2 separate regions of the Homo sapiens genome follow, and region 2 is linked to region 1. A link is a loop called in an ENCODE intact Hi-C map of the cell type or tissue named here. Cell type or tissue: PC-3. All regions are shown on one strand. Links, peaks and the distances in the headings refer to the core of each region. The heading gives the core; the rest is flanking DNA.

Region 1 (8,332 bases), core at 240-8,239:
GTCTTGCATCACTTAACGATGGGGATATGTTCTGAGAAATGCATTGCTAGACAATTTCATCACAGTTTGAGCATCACAGAGTGTACCTACACAAAACTAGATCTGATAGCCTACCACACATAGGCTGTGGGGTGTAGCCTGTTGCTGCAAACCTGCACAGAATGTTACTGCACTGAATACTGGAGGCAACTGTAATCCAATGGTATTTGGGTATCTAAACATGTCTAGGCTGGGCACAGTGGCTCGTGACTGTAATCCCAGCACTTTGGGAGTCCAAGGCGGGCAGATCAGCGAGGTCAGGAGTTCGAGACCAGCCTGGCCAATATGGTGAAACCCCGTCTCTAGTAAGAATACAAAAATTAGCCGGGCATGGTGGCACGCACCTGTAGTCCCAACTACTCGGAAGGCTGAGGCAGGAGAATTGCTCGAACCTGGAAGGCAGAGGTTGCAGTGAGGCAAGATTGCCGCCACTGCACTCCAGCCTGGGTGACAAAGCAAGACTCTGTCTCAAAAAAAAAAAAACAAAAAAAAACAAACATAGAAAAGGTACATTAAGAATATGGCATAAAAGGTAAGAAAAATGATACTGTATAGAGCCCTCATGATGAATGGAGCCTACAGGACTGGAAGTTGCTCTGGGCGAGTGAGTGGTGAGTGACTGAAGGCCCAGCACATTGCTGTACACTACTGCACACTTTATAAATATAGTACACGTAGGCTACACTACATTTATTAAAAAATTTTCTTCAGTAGGTTAGCTTACTGCAAACTTTTAAACTTTATAAACATTTTAATTTTTAAAACCTTTTTGATTCTCTTAAAAAGACACTTGGCTTAAAACACAAACATTGTACAGCTATATAAAATATTTTCTTTATATCCTCATTCTATAAGCTTTTTTCTGTTTTTAAAATTTTTTATTTTTATTTTTTACTTTATAACCTTTTTTCGCTAAAAAGTAAAATGCAAACACACACATCAGCCTAGGCCTACACGGGGTCAGGATCATCAATGTCACTGACTTCCACCTCTACATCCTGCCCCACTGCAGGGTCTTCAGGGACAGTAACACGTGGCACTGTCATCTCCTAGAGAGCAATGCCTTTTGCTGGATACCTCCTGACAGACCTGCCTGAGGCTGTTTGACAGTGAATTTTTTAAATAAGGAAAAGGAATACTCTCTAAAATAATAATAAAAGTATAGTATAATAAATACATTAGCCAGTGACAAAGTCATTTACTATCAAGTATTATGTACTGTATATAATTATATGTACTAGACTTTTTGACAACTGGCCACACAGTAGGCTTATCACCACAAACACATGAATAATATGTTGCAGTGCAACTATGGCATCGCTAGGGGACGGGAATTTTTTCAGCTCCATTGTAAGCTTATGGGACCACCACTGTATATAGTCTATCGTTGACCAACATGGTGGCACATGGCTGTCTTATTATCCTCATTGTACAAAAGCAACACGAGAGGCTCATAGGAGTTAAATAATTTGTCCCAGGTCACTTTAGGAGGTAGGTCTGGGTTTCAAAACCACAGCTCTGTAACTGCAAAGCCCCAGCTCTCAGCACCGGTCTGTAACTGCCCCACTTCAGAAATAAATAATTAAATTTAGAAAGACACAATCAAGCAATGGTTATGTGAAAATCTATACTTACAAGGTAGATAAATTATTCACATCAGAACATTTTATTTACTTTGCAGACTCATTTACTCCAGGGTCACTTTAAATGGAAGTTTCTTTGATGCATTTAAAATATGATTTGATTTACAAATATTTGATTAGCACACAGAATTTTCCAAGAGCACATCCACTTCTTCAAAGCAGGCACAGATAAAACAAAAGGGGCCTGTGCCGCCTCCAGTTTCTGCTGTCGAGAGGCTTCCTTCTCCAGATCCGTGGCCTGCAACCTCACGACTCGAGGTCTTGGCTGGAATGCCACCTTATCAGCCAGGCCTCCCCCGCACTCCCTGCCCCCTCACCCTGCAATATTTTTCTCCAAAGCACTTGTCAGCACATGGCTAATCACATATTTAGTGTTTTCATTGTCTCCCCAAGTAGAATGTAAGCCCTGTGAAGTCAGGGGCATTGTCTGTTTTGTTCACCGCTGTACCCTCCGCGTGTAGACACAGTGTAGTTAATAAGCATTCCGTCGACTCTGAATAAATGAATGCTAGGTTGCAGACAAGGTATGGCCCCAGAGGAGAGAAATGAGATCGGAGAGTAGACGTTTTAGAAAAGCACGAGGAAACCAAAAACAGGCTTTTCCAACAATTACCGCTGGAGTTGCTCCACACTGGAGATGCTCCAGGCGGGCAGGCTCGCCGCAGCTCTGGACACTCTGTGGAGGAGATTTCCGATGCTGGCGGGGGCCGGGGCCAGGAGACGGCTGGGGTCCCTCCTATCCCTAAGATGGAGACATTCTTTATTCTAAGCTAGAGAAACTTCCAGCTTCGTTCTTCTTAATGTAGTAAACTCACTCATACCCAGGAGGCATCCTTAGTCTCTCTCCTGGTCATCCTTGACATCCCATCCGCTGCCTCCAGAATCTGTGCGCGTCTCTCCAAGCCGCCATTTTGGGAACCGCTGCAGCGGCGGCCTAGTGCTCCACATGCGACCCCCTCCTGTTTCCTCCGAGTCCTCACCAGCCAGCAGGTGGGCTGACCTTTGTAAAGTCACAAATCCTAGCAGTGAACTTCCTGATCACACACCTCACTGGCTTCTCGCTGCACTTGGATAAAATGCAGTCCTGCCCCTCCCACCCCCATCTGGTGCTCTCTGCCTGTCTGCTCTGTCCACACTGACCTGCCCTCTGCTCACGCCTGCCTGGGTGGGTCCTTCTCTTCTTCCCTCTGACTGGAGACTGCTTAGATGTCCACATGGCTGCTGCTGGTGACCTCTTGGTACCTGAATACCAGCTCAAATGTCACCTCCTTGAGGAAGATGTCCTTCCTGGTCACCATCTAGGCTGGAATCTCCACTCTCTTTCTCTAATGCTGCCTTCTTTTCTTTTCTTCTTGGCACTCTCCCTGAAGTTCTCTGCCTAAGAGCAGTGTCCTTGCCTTCCTAGTTCACTGCCGTACACCCAAGGGCTTCTCTCAGTGCCTGGCACATAGCAGGTGCTCAGAAACATGGACTGAATGAACGAATAAACCCTCCAAATCAGGGACCTAAGAGGAATCCAAAAGTTATTTTAAGTATAACTAATTGACTATGAATCACTTTTCATTTGATTCATAATGAAACCTAAATGGAGGCTCTTCTAAATGGAGGCTCTGTCATTCTTAATGGTGTTAAATCAAATTTAGCTTAAAGCTGCCTCCTTAAATACTTTAAGCTCAACCTAAAGGTTTCTCTGTTCCTAGTGAACTATAACCTAGAAGGAGGCGTAAACAGACTGTAACCTACTTCTGTGTCAATCGCCGAGTTTTGGCCAATCAAAGGGGACCAACTGTTTAAACTGCGTTCAAATAAGGCAAACACTGAGCTGTAACCAATCCAGCTGTTTCTGTACCTCAATTCCATTTTCTGTACATCACTTTTCACTTTCTGTCTATAAATCTTCTTCTACCATGGAGCTGTGCTGGAGACTGTGAGCATACTCCAGCTCGGGAGCCTGATTCATTTATGAATCATTCTTTGCCCAATTAAACTCTATTAAATTTAATTTAGTGAAGGTTTTTCTTTTAACAATAGGTTTAATTATGTGGAGTCTGAATGAGAAGGGGAATGTTAAATAACCATCAGATTATATCCACAAGATTTGTTCGGATTATGAAGCTTTTTTCTTAAAAAACAGAAAAAAAACCCAAAAAAACAAAATGAAAGCAAACCCTTCTTTTATTTACCCCATGAGAGTTCTCAGCATGCACAGTCATCCTGGGTGGAAATTGTTGGAAAGGGTGTGTGTGTGTGAAGGGTGTATCTGTGTGTGTGTCTAAAGGACCAGAGATACAAGAGATTTAAAGGGTGTGGTTCTCAAAGTTATGTTCTGGGGGCCTCCTCTTTCAGAATGACCTGAGAATGCCATAAAAACGACCGTTTCTGGGCCCCACCACTGCCACAGAATCAGACTCGTGAGCAAGAACCCCTGGGGTTTCCCCAGCAGTTTCCCCAGCAGTTTCCCAGGTCATACTTTGTGGCCCTGCAAATTAGAGCCCTACCTTAGAGAGATTTCCAGGAGAAAAGCAAGAGCAAAATGAATAAGGCTGAGTGAGACCCAGAAGGTCAGTGAGGGAGGGGAGGGAGGATGGGATTGCCTCTGGCAGTGAGGTCAAGGCTGGCCCAGGGGGAGATGGGGAAGGTGGCTTATGGCTGAAGGGGATGAAAAGCCCCCCTCCACACCCCCTTCTCCACCAGTGCAAAGGCTCTGCCCTTCCAGCCTGGATTCCATCATCCAGCGCAGGGCCGCTGCAAAAGCAAACTCATTTACTAGGTGGATGGAACCGGGAGGTGATCCAAGTCAGTGCTCGCATTGACAGCTGTGGAAACTAACACCCAGGAAGGGGAGGCAGGCCCTGGTGGGGACCACAGCGGGTCAGTGGAGGGTGCTTTGGCTCAAGGAGGGGAGGAGGGGCAGTGGTGCCAAAGCCAAGCCTCTCACTTTAGTTGAGGGCTCACTCTAATTGGATACAGCCTTATAAGTGGCAGGGTGGGTGAGTAGTCTCCAGCCATGGGTCTTTCTGGAGCCTCAGTTTTCTCAAGTGCCAAATGGGGGTAATAATAATAGCGACAAGTACTGAGCCCTCTGTGCACCAGGCACTGTGCTGATGTGGCCTTAGGAGGCAGCTGCTGTTACTATTCCCTCTTACAGATGAGGAAAAGAAGGCACCACGTGGTGAAATCACGCAGCTGGTGAGCTGTGGAGCAGGGAGGCAGACGCAGCCGGCCGGTTTCCAGCAGCTCCAGTCTCAGCCTCTGTGCACACTGCGCTGGAGCTGCCAGGGGCACTCTATCACCACGTTCACCGCAAAGTACCAAGAGCCAGAGACGTGTGAGTCTGGGCGGTATTGGTACCAAGAGGCCTGAGCGCATCATAGCTCAAGAACAAGGAGTAGGAGACAGTCAGGCCTTGGCTTGAATTCTCCATCACTTTCTAGCTGTGTGAATTTAACCCCTGAACTTTAGTTCCCTGATTATAACATGGCTCTTGACTTACAGGTAAGGATCAATTGAGATAGAACATTAAGGTCATAGCCCAAGATGTGATGCTGGTAAAATAAACGCTCTCCATTATAGTTTTGGAAAGACAATATTCCTGGAAGGAGTTTAGTTGTCCTCCTGTCAATGCCCTCCAGGCTGTCAATGTCCTGTTAAAACAAGGTGCTCCAGATGGGGTGAGTCCTGCGTATCACACAACAGGACTGCTTTCTCCCTGCTCTGAGCTCCATACTCCTATTACTGCAGCCCAAGGCAGAGGTTAAAGCATCTACTCAGTTCACTTGGGAGCTTCTAGTTCAAGGAACACTATGACAAATACCATTTCAAATAAGTAACGTTTTTTAAAGAAAGAGAATAATCAAGTGAAAATGTCCATTCTGTGATTCTTAGTCTCTTAAATCAGGTTTGCCAAAAGGAGGGTCCCTGCTCCCCAACATCTGCCACTATGAATAAGTGGTGCATTTATAAACTGCCTGCTGCTATGGTCTGCTCTGGACTGGAGACCAGCGACCCATCCCCAGGCCTGGCTAGATTTCATCCAGTCCTGGTACCAGGATGCACATACTCTGTTTCAGTGGCTTGAAGAACTCTCTACATGAACCAGTTAGAGCAGCCAAAGAGCTGTGAACAACAGCTGGACATCTTACTAGTTTAAAATTTTGAATTTAGAGCAAAGATGGCACCAACGTGGCCGGGTGCGGTGGCTCACGCCTGTTAATCCCAGCACTTTGAGAGGCTGAGGCAGGTGGATCACGAGATCAGGAGATCAAGACCATCCCGGCTAACACGGTGAAAGCCCTTCTCTACTAAAAACACAAAAAATTTGCCTGGCGTGGTGGTAGCGCCTATAGTCCCAGCTACTCAGGAGGCTGAGGCAGGAGAATGGCATGAACCCGGGAGGAGGAGCTTGCAGTGAGCTGAGATCGCGCCACCGTACTCCAGCCTGGGCGACAGAGCCAGACTCCGTCCCAAAAAAAAAAAAAAAAAAAAAGATGGCACCAACGTGAGTGGCAGCTGCAGATAGCACCAAGAACCCTTTTCTCTGAGTGGTGAGTGACAGTGGCACTAAGCAGGTAGAAGCCAATCAGCCTCAAGAATGTGGTGACGCGGTTTATAAGACAGTGGGGGTGAAGGAAGGTGAAAGGGTGGGGGGCAGGGTTGGGCCAGGTTGTGGACAAAGGTCAGCAGACTAAGAGAGGCAAACAGCGCCAGATGAGACTCCCAGGAACCTTCCAAAAAGCCCGGGAGCCAGAAAAGTCCCCAGGCCCCACTTCCTGCTCCAGCTGCCAAGAGAGGGAAGCAGCTCTCAAGTTCAATGAGGGCAGAAATCGGGCTCATGTCCCAAGGCAGCTGTAAGCTCAGGCGCCCAAGGCTTCAGATAGGTGTCCCACGTGGGCCTGAGGGTGAAAAAGCTCATTCTTCAAAAGAAGTCTGATTTTTGGATGAAATTTCCCACTTTTCAAGACACTACATGGACGAGACAAAACCCATCTGTGGGAATGCAGCAGGGAGACCACGTGGGATACACAAGACTTGGGTGGAAGAGGGAGCCCTCAGGGGCGGGCATCACCTCGGGCACAGAACAGGGACCCCCCACACAGGTTGGGAAGATGGAACTGCCTCCTCCCTCCGTGCAATCGGGCCGGCGGGGGGGCCCTACCTTCAGCTCCAGATCAGTGTAAATCTGCGGCCTCAGCAGGCTGAGCAGGTAGGACGCGCGGGAGAACTTAAACCCTGAAACCGAATCCGATGAAGACTGTCACCAGGGGTCACCAGGGATGAGGACCGTCACCAGGGGTCAGCAGGGATGGAGACCGTCACCAGGGGTCAGCAGGGATGGAGACCGTCACCCGGGGTCAGCAGGGATGGAGACCGTCACCCGGGGTCAGCAGGGATGGAGACCGTCACCCGGGGTCAGCAGGGATGGAGACTGTCACCCTGAGTCACTGCCCTCCACTCCCCCATGCCACATCAGAGCTCACCTGGGATGATCTCCTCAGTGACAGCTGCACCCCCGATCACATGGCGCCTCTCGAAGACGGCGGTGTTCACCCCCAGTCTCTGCAGGTACGCTGCCTGGGAAGTGGGGCAGCACACAGGGCCCTCCCTTTATCCCTCTGAAATGTCAGGGCTCCCTCGGGCTGACCCGCAGACTAAGGTCCTCACTATAGGCCAGTATGGGCCACACCCCATGGCCTCCCTGCCCCGCTCATGCTGTTCCTGCCTCTGGGAATGCCCTTCCCTGTGCTTCCCTTTCCACCCTCGCCTTTTCTAGATGTCCTCTAAGATCCGACAGGCCTGCTCCCGCCCCTCCACTTCCCAGCTGAAAGTGGTCTTCCCTCCTTAGAGGCCTGGTGCCTCGGGGACTCACGCTGCTTCCTGCCACCCTGCCCTGGGATGTCGCTCTCCTCCAGGCAGGGAGCCAGCCTCATTTCTCCTACAAGCGCAGCACAGTGAGGTGGAACTTGTGAATGCTGACCCTTCCACCCAGGTTCAGTCCCTCGTTCTCTCTCTGCTGCTGCAGCCTCAGTACCTGATCCGTCTGGCCTCAGTTTGTTCACATGCAAAAGTGGGGCTGATGAAAGTAGTCCCGGCTTTACCCACTTCATAAGGCTGCTGTGAAGATTAACTGAGCTGGTTCCTAGACAGGGTTTAAGTGGTCCCTGGCACAGAGAATGTACTCAGTAAATGAAGCGGTTCATAGCAGAGCTTTATTTTGGGAGAACAAATGATGCAAGGATTTCTATTAATTTTTTTCTAGCACTTAGTGGAAAAATCAATAAATATTTGTTGAACCAAACTGGTCATGAATCTACCGATCTAAAATGCTGGCCCTGTGACCACAGGAATGGTGCCATGCAAAAGTCGGACTTTTCAAAAAGCTCACTTGGCAGCTATTATGTGCCAGAAGCAGTGAGTACATTGTCTTGTTTAATTTTTCCCACCAGCCAAGAGGTAGGTACTATGATTCTCCCATTTTACAGATGAGAAGACTGAGGCCCAATGAGGTTAACAGCTTGCCTCAGGCTCACAGAGCTGATGAGTAGAGGTGTTGGGAATTGAAACCAGACAGCGTGAAACCAGCATCTATCCTCCTAACATAACCTCCTATCATAACCTACTGAGAAAGAAACAGCAGCTGTCACTCAGTGGCT
Region 2 (8,332 bases), core at 305-8,304, 73 kb before region 1:
CCAGCTCTGTCTTGCTGTGGTTTTGCAATTCTCAGCAGCACCAGGGGTCTTGGACTTTTCCCTGGAGGATCAGTATGATCCAGTCTTCCCACAAGCCGCATGGTGCTCCCCCCAAAAGCTTCTGGAAAGCTTCTCTGCTCACCCCACTGCTCCCTTTCCTCTGAGTTCTAAGTTCTACTGGCCACAGAATGGCTCCCCAAGGCTTTGCTGCTGCTCAGCAGGACGCAGCACAGGGGATCTGTCCTTTTCAGGTTCCTGCCACAGTTCCTGTCTAGGAATCCACCTGCAGTGCAGGGTCTGGACTGGGAGGAGGGAGCAATGGCAAAAATGGCAGCCACCACCGACCCAGGGCCTAGCTTTCTGGCCCTGAGCACAGATTGGGAGAGAGCTCAGCTGTGATTGAAATGGCTTTGTCTGCCAACCTAGTGTACAGGGCACAGAGTGAGTCACACAGTTTAGGTCAACACAGGGCAGTGGCATGGTGTGGGCTCTGGAGCTGGACACAGGTGGGTTTGAGCTCTCTCTCCACATGGCTGTGAGGCTCAGGAAAGTCCTCTGAGTGCATCAGTCTTTTTGTGTGTACTAGAAGGCTGAGGAGTACCCGAAATAACACATGTGGCTCCTGAGTGTGGGGCCTGGCACATTGTTAGTGTATGCTCGGTAAGTGTTAGATATTTTTAGTGCCCATAACCCAAATCCCAGTGACTAAGATGCACATGTTCTTTCCTACTTGTCGTTAGGACATCCTAGAGATTCTAATCCTATGGGACAAGCTGGAGGCCCAGGACTCTCACCTGAGCTGAGGTCCTTGGCACAGGCTGGGACTGCACATAGGAGTGGAGTCTAATTTCCAGATGACTTAGGAGCTAGCTGAATGGTCCAAAGAATCAAGGCCAAATGGATAAGAACAAGAAAAAGAATCAGATCTTCCAGGAAGGATCTGTTACAGAGTGTATCAGTCAGCTTTTGCTGCATAACAAATAGCTGCAATATCTCAGTAGCACACTACACCAAGCATGTATTTTACTCATGAATCTGTGAGTTGTCTGGGGTAGCTCTGCTTCATATGGTCCCCAGGCTGAAGGAGCAGCAGCTACCCAGGAAAAGCTGTGCTCACGGCTGTGGCAGAAGCATGAAGGAGCAGGCAGAAGCTTTCCAGGCCACTTAAGGTTTAGGCTTGGAGCTGGCACACTCATTTCTGTTTCATTCTATTAACCAAAGCAAGTTACTGAGCCAAGCTAAAAATCAAAGAGCAGGAAAGTGGCTGGGCGTGGTGGTTCGTGCCTGTAATCCCAACATTTTGGGAGGCCAAGGCGAGTGGATCACTTGAGGTCAGGAGTTCGAGACCAGGCTGGCCAACATGGCAAAACCCCATCTCTACTAAAAATACAAAAAATTAGCCAGGCGTGGTGGTGCACGCCTGTAGTCCCAGCTGCTTGGCAGGCCGAGGCACAAGAATCACTTGAACCCCAGGAGGTGGAGGTTGCAGTGAGCCGAGATTGTGCCATTGCACTCCAGCCTGGGCAACAGAGCGGGATTCCGTGCCCCCTGCCCCGCAAATAAAAGGAAAGTATACTCTGCCCATGTGGAGGCTACAGCAAGGATGTTGTTACAGGGAGGGGTGAAGAATTGCAGTCTCCAATTTGACCTTTCACTTAAAGAGTGAACCCTAGTGGATAGGAGTAGATGTAGGAGGCAGAGAGATCCCCGAAGAAACAGAGACCAAAGAAGGTCTGCAGTGGGGCTTAAGGAAATGTTAAGTGAGCAGAACTGCTTCAGGTAGAAACAACAGTGTCCACTTCCATGGGTCCCAGGGCACTACCACGAAGCCCCACTGGCCAGGACCTCTCCATTTCACTTTATCAGTTGCCAAGTGGGCTGGCATAAAAGTGGAATGGCTCGCATCCTTGTAGGGAAATCGCCCAGCATTATATCAGAAAGAGGCTGTATTTGATCAGAGACTTACCAGGACTTCAGGTATACCGGAAAATGACTAAGTGATATCACTGTGTAACAATTCATTCCTTAAAATTTCCATGCCTCTCAGGCAGGCCAAATGTACCCAAATGCATCTTAAAATGGCTCTTAAAGTGCACTTGCCTGAAAATGCCAGGAGGGAACCTGGTATTGGTGAAGGGGATTATTAATTACTAAGGTAGGCATGGCTTTAAAGAGATGGCCTAGGGGTCATGATCATTGTTTTTTTATTTGTGATTTGTATTCCTCTTAACTTCCAAACAAATTTGAGATGACTGACAATTAAAAATATGGGCCCCAGGACAGCAAGATTAAAGATAAAATATCGAAAGTCATAGGGATGAAGGGAAGAAATGATTAAACCAGAAACCTTGCAGAAGATAGTTACTGCAATTGCACATTAAATTGAGCTAAAGCGAAAGGGAAAATATGATGAGTTATTGGATAAAGGGAAGTATAGCTATTTGTCAGGAGAGCCAAACTTTTCCCTGACACTCAATGTGAGCACAAATTTATCATGAGAAACTCAATAGAGGGGGACAGTGAGGCCCGTAACAGACGTTCTCCTCCAAGACTCCTGCAGAAGATGCAGAAGCATTCTTCAGACGGTCATTTATTGTATCGACCCTGGATAAAAGCTGAGGTCTTCGGGATGAACCCTTCTAGATTTAATATAGCCCCAGCTAATGGCTTATAGATTGTTGAAGAGACAGGCCCAGTTAGAGCGTTAGAAGGTCAGCCCTGGAGCAAAGGGCAAACACTGGGAGTGACGTGTGGCTTTCCTCCTGGAGCCAGGCTGAGAAAGGACTCCCGGATGGGCACCGTATGGCCCACATCCTCCTGGAAGCAGGATCGCTAAGCAAGGCAGAGTCCTGAGTGGGTGAAGGGCAAGAAAGCCCTTAGTATAGGAAGAAACGTGAACAATCAGGCCACAAAATGGACTACAACCATCACATTTCATTTATGTGAACAAAACATATATGCAAAGAGAAAACACTAAAAGGAAAATCACCAGCATGTTAATAGTGGTAAACTCTGGGTTGTGGGAACTTGGAGGATTGTTTCTCCTTATAATTTTCTTTACTTTTTAATCTTCTAAGATTGATTGAGCTGGTATAATTTTATAAACAGAAAAAAAAGAGAAAGAAAATTTCTTTCCTAAATCCTGTTTCTGAGGTCTTTAAATTGTGGAGAGGAATCACTAGCAATGGTCCGTGTCTTCCTGAACAGACATCCTTCCAAGCAGGTGGGAATAAGACGTTCAGAGCCATGGAAATCTTCATTCCTGTTTCTGCTTCTCTGACAAGCTACTAAACCTAACCCTTCCCTTCTGCATCGTGTGGTTTCACAGACGGTAAAGAAGACGTGGAGGAGCTTGGCAGCTGTGACCCCTGATCATAAGAACATTTTGCTTTATTGGCACAGCTTCTCTGGCAGGAAAACTGGCAATATGTGGCAAAACCTTAAAAACGTGCCTGCCCTCACTACGTTGATTTTACATATGGAAACTTATTCTAAGGAAATAATCATGGCCACATGGGAAGATTGAGCTGTAAAGATATTCTTTACTGCATTATCTGTACAGCAAAATGTGGGGAAACTCACTCCCCATTTAGCAAACCTAAATCTTCACCATTAGGGATGTAGTTAAATAAATGGTGGTCCTAAGGAACACAGTACAACCTTCACAGAGGACGGTTTGGCAGGATGCCTAGTGGCAAGGGGCTGTTTTATGGGCCTCTGTTAAATAAAAAGTGCAGGTTTCAAAAGCTCATGTGCAGGACCTTTCTATTCTTGGAAAAAGGAAAAATGTATATATCAGTAGGATTATAGATGATTTTCATTTCTCCTCCCTATTCCTATTTCTGGTTTACCTGCATTTGCTAAATTTTCTATTATGACTTTTTTTTGGTAATTAACAAAATGAAAGAAAATGCATTTTTTTTCAAAGTAGTACTATTTCATAGTTCTGTTTTCTGGAGGAAGATTAAAGGAACACTCGTAATGTTGGGATGATCTTTAAGGACCCCATTGGGAAGAGGCTTGCCCTGTTTCAGGATAGGAAGTTGGAGCTGAACAGGATGAGGCATCTCTGGGCCATTTGTCTCTTCTGTCCTTTAATTTGTGTCCCTCCCTGGGTTTGAAGCAATTTGCATGAGAGCGCAGCACGTCCGCCCTTCCCTCCTCTCTCTCCTGCTCCTCGGGTAGGAGATGATTATGGGGCTTGCTCTGAGACAGTGGCATGTGGGTGATGCCCCCTACTGGAGGTGGAGAATGCCAGGAAGCAAGAACAAGAACAACAATCGCCAACCCTGATGTCAGGCTAGCTTTTGAAAGATGACATGTTCTTCTCAGGGAAGACCCGCTTTAAGAGACAGGGACCCAAAGCAGTGCCCCTGCATCTTGTGTGTACCCTCCAGGAGATTTGTTTGGCTTTTTGCTATTAAGTTCAGCCCTTTGAAAATTCATCCCGGTTCAATTTCTTCCCATGTTGCTCCTCTTTGTAGACAGGCTAAGACAGACGAACATTTTTCTTCTTGGTCTCCCTAGGTTATAAGCCACAAAAGTGAAAGGATGTGTCTTCAAGAGAAAAGAATACATTGGGCATGTCACAAATATTACCAGGCCTTTGTGCCATGAGATTAAGGGATGTCTGGTTGAAATAAAGACAGGCAGGAAAAAATGTCATAAGAGTGAAAGAAAGAAATCACAGGCGACAGGAGTCCTGGATTTGAAGAGACCCAAATGAAGCTGGTGACATGTCTCCTTGTTAGAATGGTTCTTACAGTGTGGCCTGGGGATGTGGATGGGACACATGGGTTCTCCATGTGTTTTACAGAAAGGAAGGGAACAGGTCTATATGGAGGTCTTCTGAATGCGGGCCGCTTTGCACGTGCCATCTCACCAGGCTTCCTACAGCCATGGGAAATAGCTGCTGTCCTCCACACCCCATAGGAGAAGAGACCAAGGTTTAGAAAGGCTGAGTAACTTGCCTGTAGCCATGCAGCTAGAAAGTGGAGGGATCTGAATGTGAACCCATCACTGTCTGACTCCGGAGACTGAACTCTTTCTGCAGTACTAGGTCCATCTCCCTTGGTGTCAATATTGATAACATGACTAAAGCAGAGGAAAATGCTTAGCCCGATACTTTTGGCCTTGGCATGAGACAAACAGCTCCAACTGTTTGCCAGAGGCACTTAATTCTAAAGTTTTAAATGCTTTCTGTTTCCGGCATGAATCAGTTGTTTGCTTTTAACATTGTAAACAAAGGGTTACTTTATAGTCTCTTACCAAAGCAGTATCGGGTGCTCATTTATTCTCGTGAGAGATTTTAAAATTTGTTTTATTTGGTTTGGTGTTTTGCAGCAGTCAGCAGAAGAGGGGGATGTGCTTGGTTCACTGAAGTGGATAATGGCTAGAACTTTTTAGGAGGCTCTGCTCAAACAGGGGAGAAGAGCTCCCTGCTCTTTATCAAGAGTCTGGTGGGCATGGATAGCAATTCCAGCACTTTGTGGTTTTATAAACACATTTTAAATATTTATATTGAAGCACTTTCAAACTTACAGAAACATTGCAAGAAAAGTATAAAAAACTCCCATATCCATGTATTCAGATTCCTCAGTTGTTAACATTTTACCCCAATTGTTCCATTGTCTTCCCTCTCTCTATATACATCAACCCATTAGCATTAGTCTCTTTCAGAACTTTCGAGAATAAGTTGTGGACCTGATACCCCATACCTTTAAATACTTCACCACATCAAGGACATTCTCCTACATAACAATCACAAACCTTCCAAATCCAGAAAAGATGCTGATACAACATGACCATCCAATTCACAGACCTCATTCAGAATTTGCCAACATTTCCCATCAATGAATTTCCGATCAGTGTTTCTTTTTTTCCTTCTTTCCTTCCTTCTTTCCTTCCTTCCTTCCTTGTTTCCTTCCTTCCTTCCTCCCTCCCTCCCTCCCTTCCTTTCTTCCTTCCCTCTCTCTTTCTCTTTTTCTTTCTTTTCACATGGTTCCAATCCAGGATCATATGCTACTTTGATTGTCATGTTTATTTCCTTTCAATATGGAACAGTTTCTCAATCTTTCCTTATCTTTCTTGACCTTGACATTTTATGAAGAGTACAGATTTCTCGTTGTTTTTTTCCAGTGCTTCCAGTGCCTCGTGCTCAGGCTGTGCATTTTGATGGAACATCACAGAAATTAGGGCTCTTCTCAGTGCATCTCATCAGGACACGTGATACTGACCCTTCACACCACTGGGATGTGATCCTTGAATGTCTGCTGGTCACGGTGTCTGCCAGACTTCTCTACCATAAACTCACCATTTCCCTCTTTGTGATTGACAAGTATTTGGTGGAGAGATATTCCAAGGCTACACCAATATCAGGGGCTGGGTAGAGGATCAATGAACATGATATTGGCAGAGCCTCTGAGTATCTCCCCACCAATTACTATGCCTGTTAATGCCTTTATTTACAACCTCAGTGATTGTTGCCAAATGGTGATAATTGATTTCCACCATTCCGTCTGCATTTATTTGTTGATATTTCATGGCAAAGAAGAGCCATCTCTTCTGATTTACTTATCTACCTATCTACTTACCTATCTACCTATGCATGTCAGTATAGACCAAGCTTGTCCAACCCACAGCTCACTAGCTGCATGCGGCCCAGGATGGCTTTGGATGCGGCCCAGCACAAATTTGTAAACTTTCTTAAAACATTATGAGATTTTTTTTTTTGCAATATATATTTTTTAGCTCATCAGCTATCATTAGTGTTAGTGTATTTTATGTGTGACCCAAGACAATTCTTCTTCCAATGTGGCCCAGAGAACCCAAAAGATTGGGCACCCCTGGTATAGAAAATGAATTGTAACCCATGAATACCATTATTTATTTCGGTGCTCAGTTGTCACAGATTTGACTAATGAGCCCATTCAAGCTGCCTCCTGTGTCCTTTTGACAGGTCTACATCGTTCTTTGACATAAAGAATATCAAAGAACTTTCTGGAACAAGATGCTCCACCCTTGTCTTGTACTTTTCTTGCCTCAGCCCTGGAATCAGTCATTTCTCCAAGAAGCTCTGGTTCCTTTTAGTGGAGGGTGGTGTTTAGAAACCAAACACTGGATGCTCCCTCCTCCTGGAGTGCTATTGTTTTCTAGGCCCTCTTGGCAGGCAGAGCTAGGAATTATATGTGTGTATATATGTGCACACACTCACTGTGTAGTATATATTTATATGTATGAATACACATAAACACATCTATCTATCTATCATCTATCATCTATCTATCTGATCACAAGGTTACATTGACACTTTTAATTACAATCTTATCACCTCAGGATTCTTTCTATTTTCCCCCTTTCCATATATGTCAATCCCTTCTCCAATGGTGAAAAACCTAGCTCCAATTAACCTCAATTTATTTATTCCTTCAGTCAGTCCCCCTAATGTAACCCAGGTCTTGACGATGCCAACTGGCTCTGAGTCCCTGGCCCTGCCACTGCCATCCAGCTCACAGCCACTTCCAGGGCCCTGGCCCTGCACCACCTCTAAGGAAAAAAAAGAGAAAGGAAGAGGGAGAGGAGGAGGAAGAGCAGCTTGAAGCCTTGATCATTTTCTTTGGGGTCTTTCTGTCTTGTTTTCTTGTGTAGTTAACACAATCTGGAGCCACCATTGTTTGGGACCACACTTACTCCCAGGCTATGCAGAGAGGACATACTTTTTTTTTTTTTTTTTCTGTAAACAGAGTCTTGCTCTGTTGCCCAGGATGGAGTACAGTGGTAGGATCATGGCTCACTGCAGCCTTGACTTCCCAGGGTCAAGTGATCTTCCCACCTCAGCCTCTTAGGTAGCTGGGACTACAGGCACACGCCATGCCAGCTAATTAAAATTTTTATTTTTAATGTTTTTATTTTTTTTAGAGACTGGGTGTCTATATATTGTCCAGGCTGGTATTGAACTCCTGGGCTCAAGCAATTCTGCCTTGGCCTCCCAGAGTGCTGGGATTACAGGTGTGAGCCACCATGCCTTGCCTGGATCTATTTTTATACCAAAAGATTCCTGTCCCCTCCACTCTTCCAGGTCATTGGATGTGTGGGGGGGAGGGGCAGTCAAGGTATTGGTAGGTCAGCAATTGGCTTGATCCTTTCCATCAAGGATTGGAGCTGAGGGTGGTAGAGACTCTGGGCCACGAAGTCGGGCTTGAGTGAATGGCACATAGTCTGGCCCGAGGCAGCCACTTCCGCCACGGCACACGGGAGGAGGGACCCCTTGCAGAGAGCACAGAGGCATGGCACACAGAATGCCGCCAGCTTTTGTGGGCCCTGAAGCTTGTAC

Evidence for each region. A loop is a pair of places that touch in the nucleus more often than their neighbours do. Peaks named below come from ENCODE experiments on the same cell type or tissue, not always from the same donor. Only the 100,000 strongest peaks of a DNase experiment are listed, where the experiment ranks them.
Region 2: it touches region 1 in a loop (2.9-fold over the local background); 9 of 110 quality-filtered maps call a loop at or near these places.

The regions. Positions count from the first base shown.
Region 1 is chr10:98,400,745-98,409,076 of GRCh38, forward strand. It overlaps PYROXD2 (pyridine nucleotide-disulphide oxidoreductase domain 2), which reads right to left. Exons shown (of 16, transcript NM_032709.3): 3 at 7,160-7,253; 4 at 6,838-6,911. Among named protein-coding and RNA genes, the nearest start is that of MIR1287, 9.6 kb to the left of the region's middle. RefSeq lists enhancers at 4,177-4,226, 8,268-8,332. In PC-3, for the core only: no CTCF peak of the experiment used is centred there; DNase peaks (open chromatin) are centred at 3,527 and 3,907; H3K4me3 peaks cover 1,465 bases; H3K27ac peaks cover 2,717 bases.
Region 2 is chr10:98,327,858-98,336,189 of GRCh38, forward strand. No RefSeq gene overlaps it. Among named protein-coding and RNA genes, the nearest start is that of MIR1287, 63 kb to the right of the region's middle. In PC-3, for the core only: CTCF peaks have their summits at 4,222 (motif pointing left) and 4,427; a DNase peak (open chromatin) is centred at 5,174; H3K27ac peaks cover 1,010 bases.